Linked DNA regions of Homo sapiens: region 2 is linked to region 1. A link is a loop called in an ENCODE intact Hi-C map of the cell type or tissue named here. Cell type or tissue: A673. All regions are shown on one strand.

What was found. A loop is a pair of places that touch in the nucleus more often than their neighbours do. Peaks named below come from ENCODE experiments on the same cell type or tissue, not always from the same donor. Only the 100,000 strongest peaks of a DNase experiment are listed, where the experiment ranks them.
Region 2: it touches region 1 in a loop (10-fold over the local background); 10 of 110 quality-filtered maps call a loop at or near these places.

Annotation. Positions count from the first base shown.
Region 1 is chr14:62,176,112-62,184,111 of GRCh38, reverse strand. No RefSeq gene overlaps it. Among named protein-coding and RNA genes, the nearest start is that of LINC00644, 40 kb to the right of the region's middle. In A673, a CTCF peak has its summit at 4,530 (motif pointing left); DNase peaks (open chromatin) are centred at 2,291 and 4,531; H3K27ac peaks cover 481 bases.
Region 2 is chr14:63,130,049-63,138,048 of GRCh38, reverse strand. The region is part of intron 2 of LOC105370531 (LINE-1 retrotransposable element ORF1 protein-like); the gene reads left to right. Among named protein-coding and RNA genes, the nearest start is that of RHOJ, 70 kb to the left of the region's middle. In A673, a CTCF peak has its summit at 3,030; a DNase peak (open chromatin) is centred at 3,058.

The sequences.
Region 1 (8,000 bases):
GGGAGGGCTCACAGCTGGCCTTTGGAGGATGGATGCCATTCTGCACTAAGAGGAAGTAAGAAGACAGTCAATGTGAATGGGATGGCCAGGGAAATGACAGAATGTGGATCACAATGTGGAATATACCTTATGGTTGGAGAGAAGTGGGAATGTTGATAAAGAAGATTAGTGCCAGATTATGGAGGATGTTGAGAATCCAGCTGCAAGGTTGGAACTTTGAATGACACATAGCTCTCTAAAAATCAGCTTTCAACAAAGAAATTGGCCGCTTCTAAATGTGGTGACCCTCCATTACTAGAAGTTTGTCAACAGCCGATCTGTTAGGGATGAACAATCAAAGGTTTTCCGCTCTATGTTGTGGAATGCAGAATTAGGCAATGCAACAGAGGAGCTTAGAATGTGGCATCAAACACCTGAATTTAAGACCAGCTCTGTTCTTTACTGCCTTTGTTATCCTAGGGTTGTCATTATAAGCCTTCTATCATCTGTAAAATGAGCATAATAGTAACTGCATCAGAGGGTGATTGGACAAAGTACATGCAATATGTGAATCTACTTTGTAAAAGTAGATTATATCAATAATAGTTAACATTAACAAGTGTTAAACTTCTTTCCAACTTGCAATTCTGTGTTTATAGCCTAAAAATGTTAAGGTCCAGAAGAGTGTGTTATGATGAAAATTATGTTGTAAGAACAATGGAAAATTTATAAGTCAAGATGAATTGAAGACAACGTAGAGGTAGGGGGAAGTTCTCAGGTTGCATAGAATGAAGTGATGGTGTAGGGTAAGCACAGCCTAAACTAAGACGGGAGCAATGGAAAAGGAAAAGAAAAGGATTGTAAGTTTTTTTTAATTATGTAAGTATATTTAGGAATCAAAGGTGACTGAGATCACAGATAAAATAGCTTTTTTGAAACACCCCAGTTCCAGCACTTCCAGATTAGGTGAAAGACTGTCTAGGGATACGCTATGCAATTCAGTAACCACTCACATGTGGCTACTGAGCACTTGAAACGCAGCTACCTCAACCTGAAATGTGCTGCAACTGTAAACTACGCACTAGTTTCAAAGACCTAATATGAAAAAAGAATGTAATGCATCTCCATGATTTTATATTGATTATATGAGAAATGATGTTATATTGGTTTAAAGTTAAAATATTTTAAAAAGTAATTTTACTTGTTGCACTTCACTTTTTAAATGTATTTACCAGAAAACTGTACAATATAGGTGCGATTGACATTATGTTTTTGTTGAACTCTACTGGTCTAGTGTATGATTCTCAATAAAATTGCAATGGAGCTTTTCTCATCTAGACATCCCAGAGGTCTCTCCCAGTACATATGAATCAGCAGAAACTATGAGTGGTCCTGTTTTTGAAGATGCTCCTCAGTGATTATAAGAGCCATAGAGTATCTGCACTAGAACATTCTAAGTGTGCTTCATAAGCTTTATTTTTGTACATCCATCACCTGGGGAGCTCATTAATCAGCTAACTTCAACTCCAGAGATTCTGATGAGTTCGATCTGAAATGAACCTGAGGTCCCCTGGAATGTTCATTTACTATGCCCTGCACATGATCTAACTCAAGGGACCCCCAGAACCACATTTGAAAAAATACCTCTCTGGGGGTGGGAAGTGCTGTCACACAAGGAACAGGTGAAAACAACCACCAGCACTGTACCAGCAATGCAGGGGCACAAAAGGGGAAGAGGACAATAATGAAAGTAATTATTTAAGTAATTTGATATGTGGCATTACAAAAAAATTATCAAAATAATCAGAAAGTCATAACTGTTTATCTTGTTTAACTTTTAACTTTTTGGTTTAGAAAATTCTTCTATTATTTTAAATTACATGACAAGGAGTGGGTATAATCTTTTCAGAGCTTGGAGCTTCTACAGATTTGATGTTAACACATAATAAAAATATTGTCCCAAACATGGAGGCTGCTCTATCTTCTACTGTAGGATATTAGGATCAGAAGGATCTGTATGGACACCAGCCTTTGGGTTCATTAATCCTGAGGGCAGAGTGTCTTACCTTTTGGTCTTGATTTACTGTTTTTTTGTTGTTTTGTAAATCAGATCATCCTTATTAAAGAGAGGAAAACTGCTGCATTCAGAGGAAGATAGATCTTCAGAAAACATTGTCAGGCAGAAGGCCTTTGGCTCATTAACTACACAAGTTAAGGTCCCTCTTGCAGAGCCCTAAAGGACTCTCACCAACACCACAGCAGGAGAACCAATACCCTGGGCAAATGACTTCCTGCCTGCAGAAAGTCTCTTAGAAGAGAAGGTTCTAATTCTAGTTAAAAGCTCTCCCACCTCGATCTGCTCGGAGCCCGGATTTAGGCTCTGATTCACCATCTCTGCATTCCAATAGCATGCAAATAGCACCAAGAGCTGGAGTCCATTAAAAAAAAAAATTTTAACAGATTTCTTAAGTGGTCATAAATCTTGTTTCTGATGTGTTTTGTTTCTTCCAACAAGTACCTTGCCATTAATGAAAGAATTATTTTAAGGCAATTTAAGATCCTAAAATTTAATCAAATTTCCATATGACTTATTTTAGCAAATTGTTATAAAACAGGCAGTAATTAGCAGGAGGTGACCACCATGGTAAAGGATCCCTGGAAGATGATACTGTTCTTTTCACACCTGGGCAATTTGATTGACCTTCAGCGTAGGTGACCCCTTCATCTTTTTGTCCCCTTGTAGTAGTCATGATGGCATGGTTGAATACCCCATATTTGTGAAAGTGTCCTTCTTTGTGCTCACAGAACATATGGCTGAGGTCAGAGAGATGACTTGAAACAACCTTGAAACACAACTAACTAGGCCATTGTGGAATCAAGCCTATGACCCCAGCCTTTCAAACCTCAGCCTCTAATAGACTCAACCAGCCAGCCAATGTAGGGGATAGAGCACTGCATTACACTGTGTAAAGGCAAATCTTGGGAAATCTAAGGCTGTTAGTGTCAAAGGCACAGAAGCAAGCATCAGGCCCTATACTTCTCACCTGCATAAAGGAGTAAAGCCTGCAGAAGTTAAGCAACCTGTAAAAGGTGATATAATTAGTTAATGCCAGAGCCAAGGCCAATGTCCAAGTTTTAATTCCTAGGTTTAGAACTATTTCTCTTTAACATTAATTATGAAAATAACTGTAATGTGTCTTCATCAAAAACTAAAATAAGTAAGTATAAAGACCCTTAATTTTACATATGCAGAAAAATAACCACAGATTATTTCAGTTTTCCTATGAAATCATCTATAACAATTTATTCATGATTTACCATGTGTAGAGTATGTACTGTGAGTGTGGGCGTTACTAGACCCATTTTAGAAATGAGGACCCTGAGGAATTGAGTGTTTACCCATGTTCATGCAATGAAGAAATGGCAGAGTCTGAAGCCAGCTTACTCTTTTCTACCTTCGAAGTGGACCATATTACCCACTATGCTACACCACCTCTTAGAGCATCACCCACCACGTACAACTGGGTTTTGTTGGGGTCCTGAAGCTAGCTCAAGTTCCTGCCAAAACTAGATCCTCATCCCTATGACCCTGCCCCCGACCACCCCCACCCACACACACACTGCTGCCCACCTTCACTGTCTAATGTCAATTTACCATGGGAATTTTCTGTGTGTTCTAATTAGGTTCAGCAGGGCCCTTGCCTAAAAGCTACCTAGTGGCCAAATGCTGCCCATTAGAAAGCACATTCCTGTAGATGTGAAGTATGATACCTAGGATGTCTTCAGAAGGACAAGAAAGTCTGTGGAGCCTGTTGGAGGACTGGATAAATGTACCACTTCCTTTGCAACTTGGCCACAAAGCCATCCAGCTTCAGAAGACAAGGGAAGAAAAAGAGTTTACCCAAGCCCCAAAGTTCTCCTCCATGAATCCCACTTCCTCCTTCTACCTCTCACCTCTCAAATCTCAGATACTCATCAAGGCAATTGCTTCAGATTCCTTTCAATTCCCTTCTTACACAGCTGAGGACCCAGATGGAAACATGAGCCACTCATGACCATACAACTTAGCCTCCACCCAAGCAAGAACACTTTGAGAGTGTAAGGGGACACTATTGCTAAATGTGTTGGCCTATCAGACATAAGATAGGCTATCCTAGTCCACCTCAATGTATAATCAACCTGTCATACCTCCCAGTCGCCTTCTCTGCAAAACAGTTTTTAATGGACTGCTGAGGCAAAGGGCACAACTGCAGCAGCAGCGCTTTCCCAGGAAGGGCATCTCCCCAGGTGGCTGCCGTTACTGGCACACAGAGTCTGCAAGGGCAACAGCTGGCAAGGCAGGTTGGCTCACTTTAATTCAAATTGAACTCCTTCTACTGAAATCTAGTTTATTCTGAAAGAGGTGCTGAGGATATTGTTCGTGGAGCTGCATTTCTCAGCAAACTAGATCCAAAAGGCACCAAGTGGAAAAAGCAGGACACCTGTGAGCCATAACACAATTTGGCTGAGACACTTATTGCTACCAAGAGAAGAGCAAATGCAAAGGTTTGCTGCCACCTGCTGTTGCATATTCATCCTTGCTAACAAGATGACAGCAGCTGGGCTTGAGGCATTTGGTGCTTTGGGACATCTCCAGGAACCCAGACTCCAACTTACTCATACCAGAGCTGAACCACGGGGCCATCAAGCATGTATTTCACAAGCATTTATTGTGAACCTTCTGCACCCTAATCTAGGGAAGGAGATAAAAAGATGATTGAGATGAGACTCCTGCCCGTGCTGAATTTAAATCTATGTCATGAGAGGACAGAGAGCAGGGCAATGAGAAGTTGAGGGCAGAGATATTGTCTAAAATATCTTTGCATCTTCCAAAAAAAGAGTTTACCTTGTGATGTGTCAAAATGATTATTAGCTACCCAAGGAAGATGCACGTTCTAGTAATTTTTCTTTCATTTTCATTAGAAATCGATGAATGTGGTACACAGGAGCTGGTCCTAGAGAAATCTATGAAGTAGGGGTTATCTTCACCCTTTCCTCATGATCCCTAGCCTTTTGTCTTTGTTTCTGTCATATCCAGGGACCCAGTGGTATCAGATTAGGACAGGGACATTGATTTTTTTCTCATTATAGTCCTTTAACTTTTAAATTCAGGGGTACATATGCAGGATGTGCAGGTTTGTCAACATAGGCAACCATGTGTCATGGGGGTTTGTTGTACAGATTATTTCATCACCCAGGTATTAAGCATACTCTCCATTATTTTTTCTGATCCTCTCCCTCCTCTCACCCTTCATGCTCTGACAGGCCCCAGTGTGTGTTCGTCCCCTCTTTGTGTCCATGTGTTCTCATCATTTAGCTCCCACTTATAAGTGAGAACATGCAGTATTTGGTTTCCTGTTCCTGTGTTAGATTGCTAAGGATAATGGCTGATACGGTTTGGCTGTGTCCTCACCCAAGTCTCATCTTATAGTTCCCATAATCCCCATGTGTCATGGGAGGGACTCGGTGGGAGGTAACTGAATCATGTGGGTGGTTCCCCCATGCTATTCTCATGATAGTAAATTCTCACAAGATCTGATGGTTTTATAAAGGGCTTCCTTCTTTGCTTAGCTCTCATTCTCCTTCCTACTGCAATGTGAAGAACATGTTTGCTTCCCCTTCTGCTATGATCGTAAGTTTCCTCCCCACATGGGAGGTCTCCCTAGCCATGTGGAACTGTAAGTCAATTAAACCTCTTCCTTTATAAATTACCCAGTCTTGGGCAGTTCTTTATAGCAGCAAGAGAATGGACTAATACGATGGCCTCCAGCTCCATCTATGTTCCTGGAAAGAACATGATCTCATTTTATGGCTGCAGAGTATTCCATGGTGTATATGTCCCATGTTTTCTTTATCCAGTCTATCATTGATGGGCATTTAGGTTAATTCCATGTCTTTCCTATTGTGAATCATGCTGCAATAAACATACACATACATGTGTCTTTATAATCGAATGATTTATATTCCTTTGGGTATATATCCAGTAATGGGATTTCTGGGTCAAATGGTATTTCTATCTTTAGGTCTTTGAGGAATTGCCACCCTGTCTTCCACAATGGTTGAACCAATTTACACTCCCTCCAAAAGTGTAAAAGTATTTTTCTCCACAACCTCACCAGCATTTGTTATTTTTTTGGCTTTTTAGTAGTCATCCTGACTGTTGTAAAATTATATTTCATTGTAGTTTTGATTTGCATTTCTCTAATGATCAGTGATGTTGAGTTTTTTTTTTCAGGTGATTGTTGGCTGCATGTATGTCTTGAGAAATGTCTGTTCTTCAAAGTGTCCTTTGCCCACTTATTAATGGGGTTGTTTTTTCCTGTAAATTTAAGTTCCTTATAGATGCTGGATATTAGACCTTTATCAGGTGTATAGTTTGCAAAATTTTTCTCCCATTCTGTAGGTTGTTTACTCTGTTGATAGTTTCTTTTGCTGTGCAGCAGCTCTTTAGTTTAATTAGATTCCATTTGTCAACTTTTGCTTTTGTAGCATTTGCTCTTGGCATCTTTTGTCATAAAATCTTTATTTGTGCCTATGCCCTGAAGGGTATTGTCTAGGTCGCCTTCCAGGGTTTTCATAGTTTTAAGTCTTTAACCCATCTTAAGTTAACTTTTGTATATGATATAAGGAAGGGGTCCAGCTTCAACTTTTTGCATATGGCCAGCCAGTTCTCCCAGCACTATTTATTGAATAGGGAATCCTTTCCCCATTACTTTTTTCTGTCAGGTTTGTTGAAGATCAGATGGTTGTAGGTGTGTGGCCTTATTTCTGGGTTCTCTATTCTGTTTCATTGGTCAATGTGTCTGTTTTTGTACCAGTACCATGCTGTTTTGGTTACTGTAGCCCTGCAGTATAGTTTGAAGTTGGGTAGCATGATGCCTCCAGCTTTGTTCTTTTTGCTTAGGATTGCATTGACTATATGGGCTCCTTTTTGGTACCATATAAATTTTAAAATAGTTTTCTCTAGTTCTGTGAAGAATGTCAATGGTAGTTTAATGGGAATAGCATTGAATCTGTAAATTGCTTTGGGCAGTAAGGCCATTTTAATGATATTGAGATTTCTTATTCAAGAGCATGGAATGTTTTTTCATTTGTTTGTGTCATTTCTTCTAAATACATTAAATCCTTTCTAAGGACTTGAAAGAGGAGGAAGAGCATGTAAAAGGAGCAGTGCAAAACATAATATGAACTGGTTAGAAAGAAAAATGCCATCAGGTATCATATGTAAGTTTTTGCCTCAATTGCTGATATTGGGGAAGGTGCTGATGCCTCCATAATTGGATTTCCCAAATTAAATGGGATAGCTGATAAGTGTGGTCGTTAAGACATGACTTGAACTTGACTGCCTAGGATCCAATTCTGGATTTATCTTTTAGTAATTATGTAGCACCTTAGATGAATTACTTGACTTCTCTGTGCCTGTATTTTTGCTTATAAAAGAATGGTAATAATATCTACTTCACACAGGAGAACACTTTGAAAGTATAAGGGTGCACTGTAATGAATATTCCATTATCATTTCAATGGAAGTAAGCAGATAATTATTTTAAAATATATAAAGCAGAGCAATATCTGATACATATAAATACTCAACAAATTGTGCATGCCTGTATATTCTTGTATTTCCATAATACCCCTTACTGCCAACTACCTATAATCAGATAATCAGAATAAACTCAATTTTCTGAGGTTTCAATGACTTCATAGTAACTAATGGTTAAGTGACTCCTGGAACCTGCTCTAGTTGTCAGTGTGGAGCAGTCTGTAGAATCATCTCCATATTATTTCCTACCACATGCCTCTTAGGAGGTCTGTTTCATGTGAATTTGTGAATCAGAAACATAAGATACACAAACTGGTAAAGAGCAAAACCCAAGAAGTAGCAAATGGGTCATTTTAACTGCTGATATTAGTTAGGCAAACTGATAGAGGAAAACAAACTACATTCAGCAGTGGGAGAAACTGCTCTAGATGTACTCTGG
Region 2 (8,000 bases), 950 kb before region 1:
GGTATACTCATCACTGGAGCAGTATTTGCTCAAATACCGAACCTGATTTGTAGTTTTAAAAGTGGAACTACTGGCTGGGCATAGTGGCTCACGCCTGTAATCCCAGGATTTTGGGAGGCCGAGGTGGGTGGATTACTTGAGGTCAGGAGTTCAAGACCAGCCTGGCTAATATGGTGAAACCTCGTTTCTACTAAAAATACAAAAAATCAGCCTGGCTTGGTGGCGCACACCTGTAATCCCAGCTACTCGGGAGGCTGAGGCAGGAGAATTGCTTGAACCTGGGAGGCGGAGGCTGCAGTGAGCTGAGACCATGTCGTTTCACTCCAGCTTTGGCAAGAAGAGTGAAACTGCATCTCAAACAAACAAACAAAAAAATAGAACTACCATTTGATCCAGCAATTTCACTACTGGGTATCTATTCAGAGGAAAAGAAGTCATTATACGAAAAAGATGCTTGCACACACGTTCTTTTTTTGATTTGCATTTCTGTAGTAACTAATGATGTTGAACCCCTTTTCGTGTGTTTACTGGCCATTTGTGTTTCTTCTTCGAGGAAATGTTTTTTCAGATTTGGTATTTCTTAGTTGGGTTATATATTTTGGATACTGGTACATTAGCAGATACACTATTTCAAAATATTTTCTTCAGTTCTGTGAGTTGTGTTTCCACTTTCTTGATAATATCTTTTGAAGTACGAAAGTTTTTAATTCTGACGTAGTCCAGCTTACCTATTTTTTCTTTCATTGTTTTTGTTTTTGGTATTATATCTGAGATCACAAAGTCACAAAGATTTATGCTTATGTTTTCATGTATGAGTTTTATAGTTTTAACTCTAACATTTAGGTATTTGAGCCAGTTGAGTTAATTTTTGTATATGATGTGAAGTAGGGGTTTAAATTCACTCTTTTGCATGTGGATATTCAGTTGTTCCAGCACCATTTGTTGAAAACATTATTCTTTCCACTATTGAACTGTCTTGGACCCTTGTTGAAAATCAGTTGACCATAGGTACATGGCTTTATTGCTATACTCTAATTGCATTCTAGTGATCTGTGTCTATCCTTTGCCAGTACGACACTGTCTTGATTACTATTGCTTGTAGTATGTATTACAATTAGAAAGTGTGAGTCTAACTTTATTCAAGGTTATTTTGGTTATTTTGGATCTCTTGCATTTCCATGTGAATTTCAGCATCCGCTTGCCATTGTTTGCAAAAAACGACATTTGGGAATTCATAAGGGATTGTGTGAATCTATAGATTAGTTTGGGAATTATTGCCATTTAACAATATCTAGTTTTCCTATCCATAGACACATATGTTTTTCCATTTATTTAAATCATTTAAAACTTCTTTTAACGTGTTTTGTAGTTTTCAGAGTATACGTTTTGCACTTCTTTTGTTAAATGTAATTTATCCTTCTTGAAGCTATTGTAAATGAATTTTTTTTATTTTTTTTTTTTTTTTGAGTTGGAGTCTCACTCCATCACCCAGGCTGCAGTGCAGTGGCCTGATCTCAGCCCGCTGCAACCTCCCCCTCCTGGGTTCAAGCGATTCTCTTGCCTCAGCCTTCCAAGTAGCTGGAACTACAGGTATGTGCCACAATGCCCAGTTAACTTTTGTATTTTTTAGTAGAGATGGCGTTTTGCCATGTTGGCCAGGCTGGTCTCGAACTCCTGACCTCAGGTGATCCACCTGCCTTGGCCTTCGAAAGTGCTGGGATTACAGGCATGAGCCATTGTGCCCAGCCTGGAATTGTTTTTTAATTTTATTTTTGGATTGTTCATTTCAAGTATACAGAAACACTATCGAGTTTTGTATATTGATCTTGTGCCCTGCAACCTTGTGGAACTTATTTGTTCTAATAGTTTTTAAATTGAGTCCTTAGGATTTTCCTAAAAATGTATGTCATCTTTGAGTAAAGAAAGCTTACTTCTTCCTTTCCAATCTGGATGCCTTTTATTTAATTTTCTTGCCTATTGCCCTGACTAGAACCTCCAGTAGAATGTTGAATAGAAGTGGTGAGAACGGACATCTTTGTTTTCTTTATGATTATACTGGGAAAGCTTCCAGTCTTTCACCATTAAGTATGATGTACTTTATTCAGTTGAGGATAGAATTGATTTTTAATAAAGAGAAGTTATGACATTACTTCAACGTTCTCAGTTTATCTTGGTTTAAAAACTTTTAAAAAACCTTGGCAATCTCAATATTTTGAGATCCATTGTTAAAATCCAGACAATGGTGTGACATTCTGAAGTCTCTTCTCCTTCCCTTCTCCTTCCCCCCTCCTTTCCTTCTCTCCTTCCTTCCTCCCTCCCTCCCTCCCTCCTTTCCTTCCTTCCTTCTTTCCTTCTTTCCTTCCTTCCTTCCTTCCTTCTCTCCCTCCTTTATTTCCTACCTAATATAAGATTCATTTCAACAGCTGTTTCACTTTCCAGGAAATAAAAGATTTGCAGATTCTGTAAGCTTTCTAATAAGTTTCTATTCTAACAATTAACTTGAGTCTTTGACTCATAATTTAATCTTTAACATTCTGTGGTTAGGACAGTATTAACTTTTAAAACTTTTAAGTAGTTTAATAAAATGTAATAATAAAATAATCAATATGGCCCTTTTTAAAGAGAATTCAATATTAATAGTGGTGACATAAAAATTTGATCATCAGGAACTGGTTAACTGAATTGTCTATTTATCTCTTTATATTTTAAAGCGCTTTTACTTTATTTCATTTTTAAGAAATTTAATATGAAAATGTTCAAGCATGCATAAGTAGAGAGCATAAAATATTTTTACATACCAATCTCTTGGTTTGGCAATTATCATTTTCCAAAGAGTGTTTCATTTATCTCCTGTACTTTTTTGATTAAATATTTTAATGCTAATGCCAAACGTTGTATCATTTAACCTAAAATATGCAGTATGTGTTTTTAATAGATAAAGATTAGGAAAAAAACCAACCATGATACCACTAATATCTGAAATGAATATTTTCATTCTCCCTTGTCCTTCCCACTGCTCTGTTATCCCCAATTTAGTCACCAGGGGTACTCGTAGCTACTTGGTTTTCTTTATATCTAGACTTGGATTGGCCTTGAAAGTTCAGTACAGCAGTCTCTACCCACATGTGGCTACTGAACACTTGAAATGTGGCTAATCCAAATTAAAATGTTCTGTTAGTCTAAAAATATACATTTAATTTTGAAAACTTGGTATAAAAAGAATGTAAGATATCTCATTAACATTTAAAAATTGATTCCATGTTAGAATGATAAGATGTTGAATATTCTGGATTAAATAAAATATATTATTAAAATGAATTTTACCAGTTTCTTTTACCTTTTAAAAATGTAACTATTAGAACATCTATAATTATACCTGTTGCTTACATTACAATTTTATTGGATTTGATGTTTTAGACCTTTTTAGTGAATGGAACTAGGGAATATCTGTATTTTAGAAAGAACAAAATAAATAATGATTTCATGCTGATATCTCATTTACATTAAAGATGACAGGGTTTTAAAATTTAAAAGACAACTAATTTTGATTTTATATTTGTATCTGTTTTTCTCATGCTGAGAATATTACTTCCTACTGACATTTCTTATTTGCTCTATTTTCAAGGTAACAGTGTCAATATTTCTACTAGAAGTATTACAGCTGAATGCAGTTTTTAATTTCTTTTTTTTCTTATTGAGGCATAATTGACACATAAAGTCGTATGTATTTAGTGCTCAATGTGATGTTTTGATATATGTATACACTGTGAAATGAATACACAATCAAGCTAATTAATATATCCATCAATTTACATAGTTATCTTTTTTTTGGTGAAGTACATTTAAGATCTACACTCTCGGCAATTTCCAAATATACAATATGTAACTATTAACTATAATCACAATGTTGTACAATAAATTTCCAGAACTTAGTCATCCTGTCTAAACAAAACTTTGTACCCTTGACCAACATCTTCACATTTCCCAACTGCTCTCCCCAGCTCCTGGTAATTATCATTCTACTCTCTGCTTCTGTGAGTTTGATTTTTTAGATTTCACATGTAAGTGAGATCATGCACTATTTGTCTTTTTGCACCTGGTTTATTTCACTTAGCATCGTATCCTCCAGTTTCATCCATGTTTTCATAAATGACAAGATTTCCTTCTTTTTTAAGGCTGCATAATATTCCTGTGTGTGTGTGTGTGTGTGTGTGTGTGTGTGTGTATCACATATTCTTTATCTGTTCATCTGTTGATGGACAGAAGTTGATTCCACATCTTGGCTATTGTAAATAATGCTGCAGTGAACATGGGAGTGCATGGGAGTGCAGATATTTCTTCAACATACTGTGTTCATTTCCTTTGGATATATGCCCAGATGTGGAACTGATGGATCATATAGTCATTCAATTTTAATTTTTTGAGGAACTTCCATACTGTTTTCCAATTTACATTCCCAAAAACAGTATGAACGAATTCCTTTTCATCCATCTCCTTGCCAATGCTTGCTATCTTTTGTCTTTTTGATTATAGCCATTTTAACAGGCATGAGGTGATATCTCATTGTGGTTTTAATTGCATTTCTCTGATGATTAGTAATGTTAATCATTTTTTTCATATGTCTATTGGCCATTTCTATAGCTTCTTTTGGAGATATCTATTAAGGTCCCTTGCCCATTTTTAAAATTGGGTTATTTGTTTTCTTGCTATTGAGTCATTTGAGTTCTTTACGTATTTTGGATATTAACTGTTTAAATATTTATAAACCAGAGTGTGGTTTGAAAGTATTTTCTTCTATCCTGTAGGTTTTCTCTTCACTCTTTTGGTTGTTTCCTTTGCTATGTGTGAGATTTTTACCTTGACGCAATCACATTGGTCTATTTTTTCATGTTGCTTGTGCTTTTGGGGTCATATCCAAAAAATTATTGCCTAGCCTAATGACGAGAAGCTTTTTTTCCCTGTGTTTACTTCTAGTAGTTTTAAGTTTCTAGTATTACATTTAAATCTTTAATCCATTTGAGTTAATTTTTGTATATTATATGAGATAAGGCCCAGTTTCATTCTTTTGGCATGTAGATATCCACTTATCCCAGACCTATGTGTTAAAGAGACTGTCCTTTACTCATTGTATGTTCTTGACAGCTTTGTTAAAGAATAATTGACTGTAAATATGTGGCTTTATTTCTGGACTCTCTATTCTGTTTTATTGGTCTAAATGTTTTGATTATTATAGCTTTTTAGAATATTTTGAAATTAGGTAATGTGATGCCTTCAGCTTTGTTGGCTATTTGGGGTCTTTTGTGGTTCCACATAAATTTTAGAGTTTTTTTTTTCTATTTCTGGAAAAATGACATTAGATTTTGTTAGGGATTGCATTGACTCTGTAGATTGCTTTAGGTAGCACTTACATTGTAACAATATTAATTATTTCAATCTATGAGCATGGGATATCTTTCCATTTATTTGTGCCTTCTTCAATTTCATCAATTTTCAGTGTATAGATTTTTAATTTCTTATTTAAATGTATTCTTAAATATTTTATTCTTTTTGATGTTATTGGACATTGGATTTTCTTAATTTTTTATGTGTAGTTCATTGTCAGTATATAGAAATACTACTGGGGTTTTTGTATGTTGATTTTGTATCCTGCAACTTTACTGAATTTATTAGATTTAACAATTTTTTGGATGAAATCTTTAGGGTTTTCTCTATATAAGATCATGTCATCTGCAAATAGAGGCAATTTTACTTCTTCTTTTCCAACTTGGATGTCTTTCATTTATTTTTTTTACCCAATTACTCTGCCTAAAACCTCCAGTACTATGTTGAATAGAAGTCATGTGAATAGGCATCCTTGTCTTGTTCTTGATCTTACAGAAAAAGGTTTTTAGCTTTTCACTATTGACTATGACGTTAGCTGTGGGCTTGTCATATATGGACTTTATTAAGTTGAGGTACATTTATTCTTTCGATATCTGATTTGTTGAGAATTTTTATCATGAAATTTCATCAAGCACTATTTCTGCATTTATTGAGGTGATCATATGTTTTTTGTCCTTCATTCTCTTAATGTGATGTATCACATTTACTGATTTGTGTATATTATACCATCCTTATATCCCAGGAATACATTTTACTTGATTGCATATATGATTCTTTTAATGTCCTATTAAATTTCGCTTGCTAGTATTTTGTTTAGGACTTTTACATCTGTGCTCATTGGGGATATTGGCCTATAATTTTGTGTTCTTGTATTGTCTGGTTTGGTGTCAGGGTAATGTTGGTCTTGTAGAATGAGTTTGGAATGTTCCCTTATCTTCAATATTTTGGGAGAGTTTGAGAAGAATTGGTATTAATTCTTCTTAAAATATTTGGTAGGATTTACCAATGAAGCCATCAGATCCTGGGCTTTTCTTTGTTGAGAGGTTTTCTTTTATTACTGATTCAATCTGTCTACTTGTTATAGGTCTGTTCAATTTTCTTAAGATTCAATTGTGGTAGGTTGTATGTTTTTGGTAACTCACACAGCTCTACCTTTCTTCCTTTGTACATCAAAGCTCTTAACATCCTGCCTTCATTCATTCCCCTCCAAAGCTTACAAATAGTTATTTAAAATATTTTGTCCAGGTTTTATTATTTATTTATTTATTTATTTTTGAGACAGAGTCTCACTCTGTCGCCCAGGCTGGAGTGCAGTGATAACGATATCGGGTCTCTGCAACCTCTGCCTCCTGGGTTCAAGCAATTCTCTGCCTCAGCCTCCTGAATATCTGGGATTACAGGCGCACGCCACCATGCTGGGCTAATTTTTGAATTTTTAGTAGAGATGGGGTTTCACCATCTTGGCCAGGCTGGTCTTGAACTCCTGACCTCGTGATCCACCCGCCTCAACCTCCCAAAGTGCTGGGATTACAGGCATGAGCCACCGCACCCAGCCTTATAATTTATTTTTAAGTGGAATGATTCATTTAATACCAGCTTCTCCCTTATGGCTGCTGCCAAAAGCCTTTAAATGCACCTTTAAGTGAAATCAACAAGGTAAAATAAAAGAAGCTGAGATCAAGGATTTATTTATGTAAGTAACTTTCAGCCTTTTCCTTTCCTGTATGACTCAGGTTCAGGTATAACTATTTACAAGTATTTGGCAAAACCAACTAGGTGAGAAGTGGCTGCTCTGGGATTCATCACAGAAGATCTGTAGAATTGATATTACTCTTCCATAACGGTTAGAATTTCTGAAGTGGAACCCAAAGTATGAATATGAGCCCAAGATATCACAAGCAATTTAGGTTTTTCTGGAATCTCCTGAAAACATGAACGCTTAATGTCATTACCCTTATCTTTGCTCTAAGTGTCCAGTCTGGGTACTTTAAACTGACAACATCTTTCTCGTTCATTGCCACAGGCAATGATTAAAGAAGAATTAGTCAGAAGGATTTTACCAAAAAGTTGCTTATTCCTATCTCTATCTGAAATTCCTGTTGTCGTTTAAGATTTCTTCAGGCTTGAGATCCTTGCTATTTTCCCTACGCCGTACAATGGTTTTGTCAGTCTCATCTCCCTCCTAACCACGCTACTCTAAGTATGTAGCCATATGTGCTTAACGCTTTCTGGGTTGGTTCACACCTCTTTGGATAGAATCTCAGCATTTACATTCTATTTGCATTCTCAATTTGATTTCAGACTATTTCTTACCTTTTCTTACCAAATTACAGTGTTATCTGTCATGCGCTGGGCTCCATGTAGATGGAACATTTCTTCAAGAAAACGTCTGTCATCTATATATTTTGTACCTATCTCAGATTTTAACAGGGTCTGCTACATCACAGCTGTTCCATAAATGTGCTCACCAGCTAATTATAGCTTTATAAAACATCACCTGATGATACTGCTATTTTTATTAATGGTTGCTATATAAATAGTTTTCGAGGTTATTTTTTCCCCGAATGTTATTGGTGTTCAACATAAAATTAACTCCTTCAGTAAACAATTTGAAACAC